Regions from separate parts of the Homo sapiens genome. Here region 1 is linked to region 2. Evidence: read pairs that join two places in POLR2A ChIA-PET (ENCODE). Cell type or tissue: OCI-LY7. All regions are shown on one strand.

What was found. Peaks named below come from ENCODE experiments on the same cell type or tissue, not always from the same donor. Only the 100,000 strongest peaks of a DNase experiment are listed, where the experiment ranks them.
Region 1: POLR2A ChIA-PET joins it to region 2 with 6 read pairs; 11 of 35 experiments call an interaction of 5 or more read pairs at or near these places.

What each region holds. Positions count from the first base shown.
Region 1 is chr19:11,107,776-11,110,275 of GRCh38, forward strand. The region is part of intron 6 of LDLR (low density lipoprotein receptor); the gene reads left to right. Among named protein-coding and RNA genes, the nearest start is that of MIR6886, 4.4 kb to the right of the region's middle. In OCI-LY7, no CTCF peak of the experiment used is centred here; no DNase peak of the experiment used is centred here.
Region 2 is chr19:10,967,715-10,970,214 of GRCh38, forward strand. All of the region lies in intron 1 of SMARCA4 (SWI/SNF related BAF chromatin remodeling complex subunit ATPase 4), which reads left to right. Among named protein-coding and RNA genes, the nearest start is that of SMARCA4, 7.9 kb to the left of the region's middle. In OCI-LY7, no CTCF peak of the experiment used is centred here; DNase peaks (open chromatin) are centred at 987, 2,117 and 2,287; H3K4me3 peaks cover 2,310 bases; H3K27ac peaks cover 2,500 bases.

The sequences.
Region 1 (2,500 bases), 140 kb after region 2:
CAAGCCCGGGTAATTTTTTGTATGTTTAGTAGAGATGGGGTTTCACTATGTTGGCCAGGCTGGTGTTGAACTCCTGACCTCATGATCCGCCCACCTCGGCCTCCCAAAGTGCTGGGATTACAGGCGTGACCCACCCCATGAAAAAAAATTAAAAAATGAAGCGATGCTGGGCGCGGTGGATCACGCCTGTAATCCCAGCACTTTGGGAAGCTGAGGCAGGCAGATCACGAGGGCAGGAGATTGAGACCATCCTGGCTAATACGGTGAAACCCCATCTCTACTAAAACTACAAAAAATTAGCCGGGTGTGGTGGCAGGCACCTGTGATCCCAGCTACTCAGGAGGCTGAGGCAGGAGAATCGCTTGAACCCAGGAGGTGGAGGTTGCAGTGAGCCGGGATCACACCATTGCACTCCAGCCTGGGTGACAGAGTGAGACTCTGTCTCAAAAAAAAAAAAAAAAAAAAAAGCGAATTCTGAAATACATGAATTCTTTTCCTTAGATGCCTGCTTCTGTCTTGAGGTTTGTTGTTGTTATTTCGAAACAGAGTCTTGCTCTGTCGCTCAGGCTGGAGTGCAGTGGCATGATCTTGGCTCACCACAACCTCCGGCTCCCAGGTTCAAGCGATTCTTCTGCCTCAGCCTCCTGAGTAGCTGGGATTACAGCTGAATGCCACCTTGCTGGGCTAATTTTTGTATTTTTAGTAGAGATGGGGTTTCACCATGTTGGCCAGGCTGGCCTCGAACTCCTGACCTCGAGTGATCTGCCCGCCTCCTGAAGTGCTGGGATTACAGGCGTGAGCCACCTCGTCCTGGTGAGGGTTTTTTTTTTTCCCCAACCCTCTGTGGTGGATACTGAAAGACCATATTAGGATAACTGTACAGTATAGAGAAGGCAGTGGCAAGTTTTCTCTGTCATATACCAGAGTGGGCTTGGGCATGGTGGCATACTCCTGTAGTCTCAGCTAATCAGGAGGCTGAGGAAGGAGGATCGCTTGGGCCCAGGAGTTGGAGACTGTAGTGAGCTGTGATCACACCACCACACTTCAATCTGGGCAACAGAGCAAGAGACCCTATCTCTAAAAAAAAGTAAGTATTTCGGACACTGTGGGCCATACGGTCTCTGGTGCAGTTTCTCAACATGGCTGTTGGGTGAACACAACCACGCACAGAACGCAAACCAATACACGTGGCTGTGGGCCCAGAAAATGTTATTTATGGACACAAAAATTGGAATTTCATATAACTGTTTTGTGTCATGAAAATGATTTCCCTTTTTATTTTTATTTTTCTTCTCAAGTATTTAAATATGTAAAAGCCATTTTTAGGCCTGGCAGGATGGTTCACAGCTGTAATCCCAGCACTTTGGGAGGTCGAGGCGGGAGGATCACGAGGTCAGGAGATCGAGACCATCCTGGCCAACACAGTGAAACCCCGTCTCTACTAAAAATACAAAAAATTAACCAGGCTTGGTGGCGCGCGTCTGTAGTCCCAGCTGCTCAGGAGGCTGAGGCAGGAGAATCGCTTGAATGCAGGAGGCGGAGGTTGTAGTGAGCCGAGGTTGCACCACTGCACTCCAGCCTGAGCGACAGAGTGAGAGTCCGCCTCAAACAAAAAAATGTTTGCCCATGCTGGTCTTGAACTCCTGGGCTCAAGCTATCTGCCTGCCTTGGTCTCCCAAAGTTCTGGGATTACAGGCATGAGCTACAGCGCCCGGACTTTTGTTGTTTTATATCTATATATCTATATATAACTTGTTTTATGTATATATATAACTTGTTTTATATATATACATAAACTGCAGTAAAAAACATGTAACATAAAATTTACCTTCTCAAACCTTATTAAGTGCACAGTTCTGTGCCATTAGCAAATTCACACTGTTGTACAACATCACAACCACCATCTCCAGAACTTTTTTTTTTTTTTTTATTCTTTTTGAGACAGAGTCTCACTCGTCGCACGGGCTGGAGTGCAGTGGTGCGATCTCGGTTCACTGCAACCTCCACCTACCAGGTTCAAGCAATTCTCCTGCCTCAGCCCCCTCAGTAGCTGGGATTACAGGTGCCCGTCCTACCACGCCCAGCTAATTTTTGTATTTTCAGTAGAGACTGACTGGGTTTCACCATGTTGGCCAGGCTGGTCTCGAACTCCTGACCTCAAGTGATCCTCCCACCTCAGCCTCCCAAAGTGCTGGGAATACAGGCATGAGCCACTGCGCCCGGCCCCAGAACTCTTTTATCTTCCCAAACTGAAGCTCTGTCCCCATGAAACACTCACTCTCCATCCCCTCCCCAACTCCTGGCACCCACCATTCTACTTTCTGTCCCTATGAATGTGATGGCTCTAGGGACCTCCTCTGAGTGGAATCAGACAGCATTTTCCTTTTTTGACTGGCTTATTTCACTGAGCCAAGTGCGGTGGCACACGCCTGTAATCCCAAAACTTTGGGAGACCGAGGCGGGCGCATCACCTGAGGTCAGGAGTTCGAGACCAGCCCGG
Region 2 (2,500 bases):
ACTCTTTTCTCCCAGGCTGGAGTGCAGCGGTGTGATCTCGGCTCACTGCAACCTCTGCCTTCCAGGTTCAAGCAATTCTCCTACCTCAGCCTCCTGAGTAGCTGGGATTACAGGCGTGCGCCACCATGCCCGGCTAATTTTGTATTTTTTTTTAATTTTTATTTATTTATTTATTTTTTTGAGACGGAGTCTTGCTTAGTTGCCCAGGCTGGAGTGCAATGGCACGATCTTGGCTCACTGCAATCTCCGCCTCCCGGGTTCATGCCATTCTCCTGCCTCAGCCTCCCGAGTAGCTGAGACTACAGGCGCCCACCACCATGCCCTGCGGGGGTTTCACCATGTTAGCCAGGATGGTCTTGATCTCCTGACCTCATGATCCGCCCGCCTCAGCCTCCCAAAGTGCTGGGATTACAGGCGTGAGCCACTGCGCCCGGCCAGTAATTTTGTATTTTTAGTAGAGACGGGGTTTCTCCGTGTTGGTCAGGCTGGTCTCAAACTTCTGACCTCAGGTGATCCGCCTGCCTTGGCCTTCCAAACTGCTGAGATTACAGGCATGAGCCACCACTCCTGGCCTCAAATGTTTTTTTAAGTCCCAGACTGGTTTCCAGAGCTTTGCTTTTGGGGACTCTGTTACCTCCCTAAAGGGGCATAGCTTCATTTATGTATGTGGACACTTGTCACTGTGAACCGTTTTGCTCTGTGTGCAGCCAGCTGTGAGTGTGATAGAGTAGCACGGGCCCCGTTTTTAATAGTGATCGACTTTAAAATGGTTCTTTGAGGAGGTGTTTTTTTTTTCTTTCCACTTTTTATTTTTTTAGAGACGGAGACTCGCTGTGTTACTTAGGCTGGTCTTTAACTCCTGGACTCAAGTGATCCTCCAGCCTCCACTTCCTGACTAGCTGTGATTACAGGCGTGATCCACTGTGCTAGCTCTTGGGAGTTTTTTAAGTTTTCTCTTTGCCACTGGCAAGTCACGCCCCAGTGGCTCAGGAAGCAGGTGGCTGATGTGACAGTTGCTGCTCACCTGTTCCAGTGGGAGACTTGAGGGGGAGGGTCTGCTGTGTGCGACCCATCTTGCTCCGAAAGTCCCAGTAAAGGGGCATAGTGGATGTCTCATTGTGCCCAGGGAGCTGAAACTGCCCCTGTGATGATCAAATGTGATTCTGGCACAGCCTGGACTGGCTGGGCACCTGAAGGCCTTGCCTGCCTCCTGGAGGCATCTCCTGGGTGCCTGTGGGAGTGGCTCTTTACTTGCCCTTCCTCTTGACTCTGCCCTTCCTCGACCTTCAAGGTTCTCATCCTATTCCTTTTGATCCTCGGCCTGAATCAGTTACTCAGGCCCTGGAGTCAAAGAGACTTGAGGCGGGATTCTGTTCTGCATGGCTTAACCTCTTTGAACTCAGAATTCCGTTTTCCTCTCAGAATCTCCCTGGCCTCCACCCTCTACCTCAAGAACCAGGGGCTGAACCCCGGCCCTGCCTGTCTTTGCCAAGCCTTGCTCTAGGGCTTGGTCAGCCTCGAGGAAGGGGGGCCTTGTTATGTTTATTTAAAAATTTATGTTTTAGGTTTTACTTTCTTAGAAGTGGAGGTCTTGATGTTATCTCCCAGGCTGGTCTTGAACCCCTTGGCTCAAAGGATCTGCCTACTTCAGCCTCCCAAAGTGCTGGGATTATGGGCGTGAGCCACCACGCCTGGCGCCTTTTTATATTTCTTTCTTTTTTTTTTCTTTTTTTGAGACAGAGTTTGTCTCTTGTTGCCCAGGCTGGAGTGCAATGGCGGGGTCTCGGCTCACTGAAACCTCCGCCTCCTGGGTTCAAGCGATTCTCCTGCCTCAGCCTCCCGAGTAGCTGGGATTACAGGCATGCACCACCACACCTGGCTAATTTTGTATTTTTAGTAGAGACGGGGTTTCTCCGTGTTGGTCAGGCTGGTCTCAAACTCCTGACCTCAGGTGATCCACCTGCCTCAGCCTCCCGAAGTGCTGGGATTACAGGCATGAGCCACTGCACCTGGCCCCCTTTTTATGTTTCTAACAGCACGTCCCAGCCGAGACCCTGGTGTTCACCCTTGCCTCATCTCTTGCCCTCACTTGCACATCCATTCCATCAGCATGTCCAGAGAAATTAAAGTCATTATCAGACCGTGCCACTCCCGTGCCTGGAACATTCTAGCAGCTCCCCACTGCACTGGATGCTCCTGGAACCCCTTTACTGTGGCCCTCAAGGCCTGTGACTTCTCCCCTATGCCCCACCTGTGGCCGCACCCACTTGCCCTCTGAGGTATGATATGGAATATATTTGGTCTTTGCGCCACATGTCATAGGAGTGATAGGTGTGTCTTTTAAAATTCATAATGAGCCCCTTTTGATCACAGCTGAGTTTATGCTTATGAGGTGATTTAGGATGGGGCTCCTAGATAGCCCAGGATGGGGCTGGTTACCAGAAAGACCAAGTGCTTAGAGGGTGGCATGTACGGAGGGGCCATTGAAGCTGTCTGTATT